2 separate regions of the Homo sapiens genome follow, and region 2 is linked to region 1. The links are chromatin contacts, found by Hi-C or POLR2A ChIA-PET in ENCODE. All regions are on one chromosome and are shown on one strand. The core of a region is the stretch at or near the end of the contact, and the rest is flanking DNA. Distances in the headings are between cores, read along the strand shown.

Region 1 (6,163 bases), core at 1,938-4,437:
AGGATGATGGCCGCGAAGTGGGGGCAGCATCCGATCCACATTCTAAAAGTAGCATAATCACCATTACTAAACACTAAAAAAAGGAAAATAAAGAGGTAGGAGAGCGGGGGAGGAATACATGAGAATGTTCCCAGCAGTTGTGATATGATGGTGAAATCACACGTAATTCTATTTCTTTTATTTGCCAAATTTTCTGTAATGTGTCTATAGGACTTAAATAAAGGGAAAGAAAAATTCCTTTGGGGGTAATCCATCCCAACAAAAACCATCGAATCTGACCCGCACTCCTTCATCTTCTGTCTCCTCCACACCTTCCTAGAAGAGGACAGGAACAGAGGTGGGAGGCTCTGTGAGCCCGCTGGAAAGGCCACCAGGCCCTGCTCTGGGGTGGTGACTCGGTCAGATTTTCCCACACCCAGTCTGGCAGTGGAAGACAGAAGGGCTGTATCCTCACTCCAACTGTGCTCCAGGAACAGGGTCCTTTCGGTCCCATGGACAGGTCCCTGTCATTCTGCAGGGAGCAGGAGGGGAAGTGGGAGACCACTGCAGCAGGTGTACTTTCCCCTAATGGGGCTCCTAGTGCCTCCCCTGGGTTCAGAGCCCAGCTCTGGAGCAAGCCAACCTTGACCCTTTTCCCAGCCGGGTGCAAAGGCAGCCCTATGGTCTTTGGTGCCTGCAGGGCTGATAGGTGTCCAGAACTGTGGTCACTGAGAGTCAACAACTTTCCCTTTTCTCTGAGGCTCTCTCCTCTTCCCGGCGTGGTGGGAGGCCCCACCCAGAAGATAGCCTTGCCCACCCTGGCATTTTAGGTTGGTCCCCAGATAAAGCAGGCAGTGGGTGGAGTGGTCATGAGCTTTGGACCCAATCAGACCCTGGTTCAAATCTCATCCAGTTTTGCCACTTACTAAATGAACAACCTCAGGAAAATTAAATGCAGTCAGAGCCTCATCTGGAAAATGACATAATGACTCCTGTCTCACAGGGCTGTGATTTGGGTCAAGGGAGAGAAAATGGACATAAAGCACCTTGAACAGCCTCGACACACAATAGCTGTTATTGGTGCCTCTGTCTTCCTGGCCCCTCCTAAGCCAGGCTCTTGGGGCTGGGGGAGGACCCTGGACTTGACTTTAGGGATTGGCCTCTTTTAATGCTCTGCTCTCACGGCTGAGTGTGGGGGGCTGGGGCTGGGAAAGCCATGTGACTTCAGGCTGGCTATTTAGCCATTTCTTTGTGTCTCTTTGGCTCTGAAGGGGTGAGGTAATCCCTCAGAAGTGCATTCTTCCTGGGGAGAGAATGTCGCTGTTTCTTAGGGGGTTATAATCACTGTCCTTGCTGGAGGTTGAATGAGGACAGTGAGGGGGCTGACCTTGCCCCCTCCCCACCTTCCAGCCCCGGCCACGCCCCACCATAGGATCTCAGAGTTAGGGGACAGACTCCAGTCTCCAGTCTAGAAGGCTCTGGGAGTGTTTCCCTGAACAACATACACAAGCGTTGGAGGTATTTCTGAGGGACAGTGGCTGCTTTTATAAACTCACAGCAATATAATAATCATAAGTATTATGTGGCCCCTCAGTTTGGAAAGTACTTTCTCGTACCTCATCTACTCCTCTCTACAACAACCTTGTGGGTGACGTTATTATCTCCATTTCACAAATGAGGCCACAGAGGTTCTAAAGGGTAAATGACGATGATGATGAGAGGTAAGTGATAAAACAATGTCTCCTGACCACAAATCCTGGAATTTAAACATAAGTGTAGTAAACATGAACTCTAGGAAGCCTCCTGGGGCTTCTCCCTGTGTCTGGAGCCCCTGCACATGCCCAAAGGAAGTCCTTTTGGTTCTCCGTTCAGTAGAGAAAGGGAGCAATTCACTAAAAGGGAGGTGGGGAAACAAGACTGGTGGTAGGGGAGGCTGGGCTCAGTGGCTCACGCCTGTAATCCCAGCACTTTGGGAGGCTGAGGCAGGCAGATCACCTGAGGTCAGGAGTTAGAGACCAGCCTGCCCAACATGGTGAAACCCTGTCTCTATTGAAAATACAAAACCAGCCAGGCATGGTGGGACTACCTGTAATCCCAGCTACTTGGGAGGCTGAGGCAGGAGAATCACTTGAACCCGGGAGGTGGAGGCTGCAGTGAGCTGAGATCGCACCACTGCACTCCAGCCTGGGCAACAGAGTGAGACTCCATCTCAAAAAAAAAAAAAAAAAAAAAAAAAAAGAGGCCGGGTGCAGTGGCTCACCCCTGTAATCTCAGCACTTTGGGAGGCTGAGGCAGGCAGATCACCTGAGGTCGGGAGTTCGAGACCAGCCTGCCCAAGATGGCGAAAACCCATCTCTACGAAAAATACAAAAAAAATTAGCCTGGCCTGGTGGTGGGCACCTGTAATCCCAGCTACTCAGGAGGCTGAGGAAGGAGAATTGCTTGAACCCAGGAAGCGGAGGCTGCAGTGAGCTGAGATCGCGCCACTGCACTCGTAGTGGGTAATCTTCCCCGGGTATTGGGTAAGAGATTAACAGGCTGAGAAGGCAGATGCCTCAATGTCAAAGGTGGTGTTTTGAGAGTACGGAGGATTAGCTGGTGCCACATCTGGGGCCTCTTAGGTGGCTGCCCAGCAGAATATGACCTAGTCCTTCCCACAACCCAGCCTCAACCCTCGGGAAAGAGAACCAAGGTTCCTGCTGTTGTGTCCCTTCTGATGCATCCCGGCCATGGGAGAAGAGAAACCTCTGAAAAGGCTTTCCAGGGTGCAAGACCCCCGCAGTGTTCAGAGGGGCAGGAAAGGAACTCCCTCTCCTGACTTGAGTCTGGGTCAAATGTCCATGTGGCCTACTTCCTAGAACGGGAGGGATGGATGGGGCGGGTTTGCGGAGACCAGGAGAAGGTTGCTGGCAGCCAGCCCAGGCTCCATTTCCCTGCCCTGGGAGGGTGTGGTGGCCCAGGACCCCACAGCCTGTGGGGCCCAAACCCAGTGACAAAGACATGCTTTGAGTCCCTCTGACTTCCAGATTGCTATGGGGAATGGGGAGGAGGGGAGGGAGGAAGGAAAGGGCATCCATCCCAGACTGAGTATCCTGAAGCCGGCCATGACTTCGGTTTTGCCACTGCCTGTCCCCCTGCCTTTGTGGCCGGTTGTGTGGTGGTGCTATTTTCAGCATGAGCAGTAGTAGCGCGCAAGTGTCGTTCTGCGCAGTCAGCCAACTTCCTGATGTGAAACCCTAGCCGGAGGTCTCCCGGGCCCCTCCCCGGGCGCGCGGGCAGGCAGGCCCTCAGACTAGTTCCTGGAAACTTTATAGCCCCTCTCTCTGCACTACTCAGTTCCTCTCTCAGGGATTGCTCAAATAGTAAAATAAAACATTATAGTAACAGTGAGCATTTATTGATCGCCTACTATAGGCCAGGCACTGGGCGAGGCGTTTCATTGATATTATCTCATTAGTTACCACCTTGCCTTGCTTGTTCTGTATCCTGCTTGAGAAAGAGGTATAGTGTGTGGAGAGCAGGCATGTCATTTCTAGCTCATTAAATTTGTTGCTGATGGATTGGTCTTCAAAAAGCCATCATTTTTATGGAAAAAGTAGATTTCACTTACATCGTTCTGCTTTGCAGGAAAACCTCCAGAAAGTTCAGTTTGAGCCAGGCCCATAGCCGCCTGTGTCCACATCAGGCATGACCTCAACAGTCATGTCACCCATAATTCACAAGCATCTTTCTGGTCCCAGCTGTTCTTCTCATCAAGGAGGCTGTATTTTAGATGTCTGTTTCTCCAGTCTTTCTCTCTCTTGCTCAACAACTGAGGCCTTTCTTGCCAGAATTGGAGGAGCTGAGGTTCTGGGTCCAGCTATGGACTGGTGGGACATGGGGTCGGGGGAGGGCTTAGCAAACCTTCTCTCCCAGCCACTGGGGCCCTGGGCCACTGCCCCTGCAGGAGCTGCCAGGAGAGTGGAAGGATCTTGGAGGAGGGCTGTTGGTGTAGGTGGGAATGGAGAACATTCCTCCAGCTGGTGGCAGGAGCTGGCTAGCCAGAGGCCTTTTTCACGGCCCAATGCAGTGCAGCTCTTGTGTGTATGAGCTTTGTGAGATTTAGATCACTCTGTATTAGCCACAGGGTATTGGAGGTCACATCAAAGGTTAGAAAGCTGTGGAAAGAGTTCTTTCCCCGTGACTCACACTCCCCAAAAACGTAAATCTCTGAGAGGAGCCAGCTTGCTTTATAGAGCTGGCAGGAGAAAGGGGACAGCAAGAACTACTGGAGAGTTTTTCTAAAGAAACCTCTGGAAGGTCGGACAAAGGAATTTTTATTGAGGAGAGGAGCCAGAGGGGAAAGATGCTCTGGGACCAGATAGATGGATGGGGTTGGGCATTGGGGTGGGGGCAGCAACAGCGCTTCAGTTGCTCCTGGCCTGGAAGGACTAGACCGCCGCATCACACAACTCCAAGAGGTATCCTGGCTTGTGCAGTGCACGACCTGTGCAGCCACACGTGGCAGCCTTGTCTTTCCTTGGTCCCTCCTGGATGGATTTGGTGGAGCCTCCTTCATGGGTTCCTATAGAATCCTCCAGAGGGTCATAGCTTAAAATTATCCACGTGCTTGTCTGCACCCATTTCTGGCCACTTCATAGTTACATCTTTGAGGACAGAGGCCATGTCTTCTAAGATTTTGCTTTCTAGCCTGGCGCATAGTATATGCTTAAGAAACATTTGTGGAATGAATAAATAAACATTGTTAAGAGAATTCTAACATTTAGAAACGGGTACGGCTAAGACCAAGCATTGGGAACGAGAAAGAGCTTTGATTTCTTTAAAGAAAAAGTATGATCCAAAAACATCAACTCCTTAAAGATCCAACCACTACCTTTAGGAAGCTCCCCAATAAAATTCTGTTCATTTAGTCCCTCCATTTCTCAAGCATTTACCAGCCCCTCTGTCAGGCACCAGCTGGGGTTCCTTTAAGATGCCCACAGCCCTGATGGGGCAACAGACATGCGCTTCTGCTACCTGCTGCCAGAATGAAGCGGTCACAACTGCCTGGAAGGCCTGTGGGAGACATGCGGGGCACTACAGGGCGCTGGAAAGGGAGCCGCTCACTCACTTTGCCAGAGAAACAGGCTTCGTGGAGGAGGTAACAGGCAGGGGCTTGGAGGGAAAGCACCTTCGGCTTTGCTCCTGTCTAGGTTTTGGCTTTTTAAAAAAATTTATCTTTGTTTATTTATTTTGAGACGGAGTCTCACTCTGTCACCCAGGCTGAAGTGCGATGGCGCAATCTCGGCTCACTGCAACCTCTGCCTCCCAAGTTCAAGCGATTCTCCCGCCTCAGCCTCCCGAGTAGCTGGGATCAGAGGTGCACGCCACAATGCCTGGCTAATTTTTTGTATTTTTAGTAGAGACGGGGTTTCACCATGTTGGCCAGGCTGGTCTCAAACTACTGACCTCAGGTGATCCACCTGCCTTGGCCTCCCAAAGTGCTGGGATTACAGGTGTGAGCCACTGCACCTGGCCCAGGTTTTGGCTCTCTTGAGCACAGAGAGGGTAAGTGTGTACTCTAAGGTCACAGAGCTCATAAGTACATCTTAAAACCCCGTTCCTCAGCTCCACATCCTGTGACATACCACTGACTTGCTTTCTGTGCTCGAGCCCAGGCCTGGAGAAGCCCCCTCCTCCTCCCGGAGCAGTGAAGGAAGGTGATGTGAGAGGAGGGCCCCGCAGCAGCTGTGGATTTTATTCCTGGGCCAACCCGGGGACTTGCCTAGGCCTCTCTTCATGTTGGCCCCATCGACGGTGCAGCTCCTCCCGCCTCTCTTAACACTCTGGTGCTGCGCTGCCTCGCTTCGCAGATCATGTGCTCCCTGCTTGGTTCCTCAGCCCTGACCTGTATCACAATTCCTCACAGCGCCTTGACACCCTCTGTCACCTGGGTGCTGCCCTTTTCCTGGCTACCCCGGCTGGTGTGCCAGCCTCCAGGCCTTCATAGGGGACTGGGGACTTCGGCTCCTCCAGGTCTGGGCACAGCTCACTCCACTGAGCCTCTCACCCAGGCCCGAGCCCAAACAGGGCTCCTGCCACCAGCTGCCAGCCTTCCCAGCCAGTCTCCTCTGCCCGGGCTCTAGGCATTGCCTCTTCCCTGGGCTCACCAGTGGTGACACTGCCCATTCCTGCCCACTGGACT
Region 2 (5,739 bases), core at 210-2,709, 35 kb before region 1:
AATTCCCCATAGTGATGAGCAGCCCACTTTATAAAGACTAGGAATAAGCCCTGCTGTCTCCCGTATTGGGCAGAGAAGCAGGGCCACCTTACAGAATTGGATCAGCTGCTCCAGCCAAGAAAGAGCTCACCACATCTGTCCCTGAGCCAAGAGATCAGTCTGAAGCAGTGGCCTCCACACTCCCACACTGGAGGAGGCTTCCTGACGGAGGCTGGTGGCCTTCAGGAGTTGTTTGAATCCGCTTTAAATTCTGCAAAGATCCAGTTTGTCCAGGCCCTTAACCACAATGGCAGTCACCTTGAATGTAAGGGAAGCTGCAGTTAGACTGGATTGGAAGTAAAAGAGCATTTTCAAATACTCAGGCATTTCCTTATGGGAAAGGGGTTGCGGGGAGGGGTTCACACTGTTCTTGGCTTGAATACCCAGAAACCTCATGGAAGGCCTAACACCGTCTTTTTGCAAAATTGTGCTGACCATATAGTGTTGGGAAGAAGTTTAATACATTAAAGAGCTAGCTAGTCTGTGTTATAAAATAGGAAAATTCCAGCAACCCCAAACTCTCACAATGTCCATGTTCCAGCTCCCACAAAGCCTGAGCGTGGCACCCTCCTAGTAGGCAGCCTGCTGTGGGGATGGGCACACAGTAGGTCTCACAAGCAGCTGTACCTTTGCCTCTCCCTCCTGCTGTGGGCCAAAACCACTTAAGATTATTATAACAGGTCGAGTCTCGCTTGTAGATTTGTTTAACCTTACACCATGTTGGATATGAATTCCTCACTAAAAATAACGGTCACCCATTTTCCCCTGCCTTGAAACAACAGGCACTTCATTCACCGCAGCTGGCAGTGCCCAGCAGACTGGCTAACTGGCTCTCATGAGCTGAAACGTGCTGCGGCTTGTTCCTGCTCCATCTCTCCTCCTTCTCAGCTTTTCTACAAGCCACATGCAAAAATCTGGCCCATTACTCCATTATCATATTTCGTATGAAATTAGGTATTGCAAGTCTCATGTCATTCAATTAGCTTGGCACAGGCTGAGGGCATGACTCAGAGACACTCCCAGTTTCACCTCTTCCCAGTCATGGGCTCCTCCTTTATCCTGACCCCGGGGAGACCCTGTTGTGCCAAGACAACCTTCTTCCTCCTGAGGCTTAGGTCAAAGGACACTCTTGGGACCCTTTGTTCCAGAACGAAGGACCTTTTCTGATCAGTCTCAGTTCCACTCCCTTGAACCCCGACTCTCTATGTCTCCCACAAGCACCCAGATGAATGCCCTCCACTTGCCTCCCTTATGGTGAGGCCCACAGCCCTGCAAACCAGCCCTGTGCCTACCCTGGCCCTGGCCACTTTCTCCTTCTTCTCCCTGTCACCAGACTAATGGTTTCTCTAAAAAGCCTCAGCCCTCCAGGCTGCAGTGTCAGCAGCTCTGGGTGGCCCAGGACATACTTCCTCCAGGTACACACAAGCATGCTGAAAATCCTGGTTCCACCCACACATCCTGGGCTGGTAGCCTCCCCCGTTTTGCAGCCTTCACATTCTCAACGCCCACATGTACATTTCATCACAGTCAACTCCAGGCTCTCTGCAATCCCGCCATCAATCCGCGGTGATGTTTTTGGCTATACCTCCTGCCCCTGGAAATGATTTCCCGTCACTCCTGAGGCAGATACCCATGTGCCTCCTTCTCTTCCCTGTACACTTTGCCTTCTGTGCATGACTGCCCTTAGAAGGGCCAGAAAATGCATTTAGGGTTCATTTGCTCTTTCAGTAAAGTTGTCTGAGTACCTACTATGCATAAGACCAGATTCCTTACCTTCAGGAACTAGATAACCTAGGAGGAGAGGTGAGGAAAAAAAAAACACAACTCATAAAAAGATCAGCAAAAGTGCCTCTTATGAGAGAAGGAGAGGAAGACAGGATACTGATGAGTCTTAATCTGCATAGTCACTCTGGGTCATCATGTCTGACCACCAAGGACCAGTGGGAAACAGTGTAAAGGACTTTGGGTAGGATGATCGGGGCCCAGGAGACTTAATGAAGACTCTCAAAGGCGAGATAAAGATGAATCAGCTGTGGCTCTGATCTGTGGCCCCAGAACTCACCTTCAGCTAGAATTAAGTGAAAGAACATTGAAAGATCCAGGTTTCCTTTCCTACTGATGAGCGAAATCAGATTCCTGAGAAAGGCCTCCTCTAATTTTGAGGTTCCCTTTGGCAGTGAGCCCTCTTAATTGCTCTAGAATTCACATGATAATTTAAAGCAAAAAATATAACATTGTCTTATGGGTTTTATAATGTATGTAGATGTAATACATATGATAACTATAGCATAAAGGATGGGGGTAGCGGGCAATGGTTTCTACATTTTACTTGAAATAGTAACTAAGTGGACTGTGAAAATTTAACGATATGTTGTAATCCCTGGGGCAACCATTTCAAAATTAATATAAAGAGGTATAATTACAAATCCAATAGATAGATTTAAATGGCATTCAGGCTGGGCGCAGTGGCTCATGCCTGTAATCCTAGCACTTTAGGGGGCCGAGGTGAGTGGATCACCTGAGGTCAGCAGTTCAAGACCAGCCTGCTAAACATGGTGAAACCCCATCTGTACTAAAAATACAAAAATTAGCTGGGCCTGGTGGTGTGCGCCTGTAATTCCAGCTCCTCAGGAGGCTGAGGCAGGAGAATTGCTTGAACATGGGAGAGCCGAGAGATTGCGCCATTTCACTCCAGCCTGGGCAACAAGACTGAGACTCCATCTCAAAAAAAAAAAAATGAAAAAAATAAAATAAAATAAAAAATAAATGGCATTCTAAAAAAAATCCAAAAAAAAAAAAAAGGCAGGAAGGAGGAACAGAGAAATAAAAAACAGAGGGGGGAAATAAAATGAAATTCAACCATATTAATAATTACATTAAATGTTAACAGGATAAACATTCCAATTGAAAGGCAGAGATTGTTGGAAAAGATTTTTTTTTTTTAAAAAAAGACCTATTTGCAGTCTACAAGAGATGAATTTTAAATATAAAGACACAAGTAAGATGAGAATAAATGGATGAAAAATTATATACATTCAAAAGCTGGTGGGGCTGCATTAATATCAGATAAAATAGACTTTGAGACAAAGGGTATTACCAGAGAAAAAGAAGGACATTTTGTTATGGTGAAAGGGTCAATTCATCAGGAAGGGAAAACGATCATAACCATGTATGCAACTATTAACACTGCTTCAAAGACATGAAACAAAAATTGACAGAATTAAAGGAAGAAACAGAAAATACCATGATCAAAGTTGGAGATTCCATCAGTAAGGGTGAAGTCTGATTTCACCTTCAGGACATATGGGTTTGGGAGGCCATTCCCTAGGCCAAGGCTGGGCTGTGGGCTGTGGGCTGTGGGCTGTGTTAAGACACTTCAGGGAAGAGGCCAGGAGGGAGTCAGGCAGGCAGTTAATGACAAAGACTGGAAAGATTCTTTGAGGCTGAGACACTGATGGTCTCAGGTGATTTTTATGGAGAGCCTCAGGCCCCACTTGGGGTGAGGAAGCAATGGTTGAAGGCATTGAACCAGTTCTGAAGGGCATGGTGATAGTGTCCATATGGCAATGATTACTTTTGTCAGCTGTTCCAGAAGAGGATGCCAGGTAATGGAATGGAAAGCAGCAGCAGAGGCCAAAAAAAGCTTTACCCACTTCATTATTAGTCACTCAGGGTTCCTTTATAAAAGACCTGATGACTTGGGCTCAGGTGTCAAAGACCACAACAAGAGCTAACCTTACCCTTAATGGTCACCTAGACTTGTTGGGGTCTGGAGAAACAAGAGGTAGCCCAGTGGTTCTCAAGCTTGAGCATGCATCAGGATCACCTGGAGGGCTTGTTCAAACCAGATTGTTGGACCCCATGCCAAGAGTTTCTGATGCAGCCGATCTGAGGTGGGATCTGATGCTGATGTTGCTGGTCCAGGGACACACTTTGAAAACCACTAAGATAAACAAAATGCCACAGGAGCCCAGAAGAGGGAGATGTCTTTTTTGGCACGCAGAAGCAGGGTAGAATGACATAGTTGCAGGTGAGGCTGAGGGGCATGTCAGGTAGAGGAGGCAGCCCAGGAGGAAATTAGGGGGCTCATTTATGGAGCTGAACTGCAACGTCCGTCTAAGGAACAGGGCAGAACAGGCTGGCAAGGTGGACCAGAACCCCAGTCAAACATGGGCTAGCTTAGAAATGAAGAGCAGACGCTCAGAATCAGAGACATGGGTTCAAATCCTGGTCTGCCTCTAATTAGCTGTGTGACCTAAGAGAGATGATCTAAACTCTCAGAGCCTCGGTTCCATAATCTGTAAACTGGGGCTAATATTAGTACCCACTCTAAGGATCTTTAGTGAGGGAATGCAGCCTGGCACAGAGTAAGAGCCAGTAGGAGCCAGCACCAGGGTTGCCATGGAGCACTAGGCAGAAGGCACATGGCTGACAAAGCTTCTGGCTCCTGTGGGTTGAAGTGGAGCACATCAGGCCTGGGCTGGGACTTGGGCAACCAGCTAGACAGACAGTATTTTGTGAAACTCCTCCTGAGGACACTTGGGCTCTTGGTTCAGAGTTACAGGCCTCCTTCTCAAGGCCATTGCTTTCCTAAGTCAGGTTGCTCCCCGGCCCTCCTCCCATCCTTCCTGAGCCCCTGCCAAACCCAAGAGATGGCTGTGGAAGCTCCACTAGGACCAGGGAAGGAGCCTGGCCTGGCCTCTGGATTTATTTGCCTGCCTTTCAGAATGATCAGCCAGCATCCAACGCAGCAAATGGCAGCAGCTTTTGGATTTTTTTTTTTTAAGCAAGAAAGTGAAGGGGGATTTAGTCTATCTGTGTCAAGGAAAGAGAATTCCGGCTGGGCGCGGAGGCTCACGCCTGTAATCCCAGCACTTTGGGAGGTTGAGGAGGGCGGATCACTAGGTCAGGAGTTTGAGACCAGCCTGGCCAACATGGTGAAACCCCATCTCTACTAAAAGTACAAAAATTAGCTGGGCATGGTGGCACTCGCCTGTAATCCCAGCTTCTGGGGAGGCTGAGGCAGGAGAATTGCTTGAATCCAGGAGGCAGAGGCTGCAGTGAGCCGAGATAGTGCTACTGCACTCCAGCCTGGGTGACAAAACAAGATTCCATCTCAAAAAAAAAAAAAAAAAAAAAAAAAGGGAATTCATTCTTTCCCCCTGTGTTCTGAGATAAAATGGTTCATTTCCATGAAAATTGAAACTCAGAGATGAATCTTTGCTGCAGTGCCTTTTGGACTGTGGGCTAAATGGGGAGGGAGCAATGTGCACGGGCTAGAGAACTAACTGTGTCTTCCCCGCCCTTTCCTGGTGCCACAGAGGACCCCAGGGCATGGGCACTGGCTTCTGTGTGGCCCTGCATGGTTCTTTGTCTCCGCTTTCTGTCTGTGTGGTTTGAATGGAGCTCAGGATAAAGCCAAGCCTGATCATCTTGGGGGAAGTATTGCTCGTGGTTGGAAATCATGAGTAAATTTTGAAAAATAGTCAAAGAAATTCTTGCTTAGGGAAGCAAATTTCCCAGCAGAGGCGGAAAAAAAGCCAACTGGTAAAGTCCAATAGGGATAATCAGAAATAGTCTCTGGATTATTCACCTTTGGCATCATCAGCCCCCTTCCCAGTCTTCCCTGCAGCATGGGTAACCTGGAGATACCCATGTTCAGGTGATTGTCTAGGAAGAATCAACTTAGACATGAAGCCA

What was found. A loop is a pair of places that touch in the nucleus more often than their neighbours do. ChIA-PET counts read pairs that join two places held with the same protein, here RNA polymerase II (POLR2A). Pooled maps may share reads with other maps.
Region 2: POLR2A ChIA-PET joins it to region 1 with 16 read pairs in MCF 10A. The contact joins two enhancer-like sites. A Hi-C loop is called at or near these places in 2 of 168 maps with a recorded cell type or tissue (GM12878 and breast epithelium) and 1 of 50 pooled maps. POLR2A ChIA-PET finds 5 or more read pairs at or near these places in 5 of 52 experiments (IMR-90, MCF 10A, Panc1 and 2 more).

Annotation. Positions count from the first base shown.
Region 1 is chr3:184,684,649-184,690,811 of GRCh38, forward strand. No RefSeq gene overlaps it. Among named protein-coding and RNA genes, the nearest start is that of MAGEF1, 24 kb to the right of the region's middle. RefSeq lists enhancers at 5,308-5,808, 5,809-6,163. Within about 2 kb of position 3,188, at least 17 of the 41 ENCODE cell types and tissues checked have a DNase peak (open chromatin) inside an H3K27ac peak, as active enhancers do; they include breast epithelium, where a contact is called at or near this core.
Region 2 is chr3:184,651,157-184,656,895 of GRCh38, forward strand. No RefSeq gene overlaps it. Among named protein-coding and RNA genes, the nearest start is that of MAGEF1, 58 kb to the right of the region's middle. Within about 2 kb of position 1,460, at least 3 of the 41 ENCODE cell types and tissues checked have a DNase peak (open chromatin) inside an H3K27ac peak, as active enhancers do; they include breast epithelium, where a contact is called at or near this core.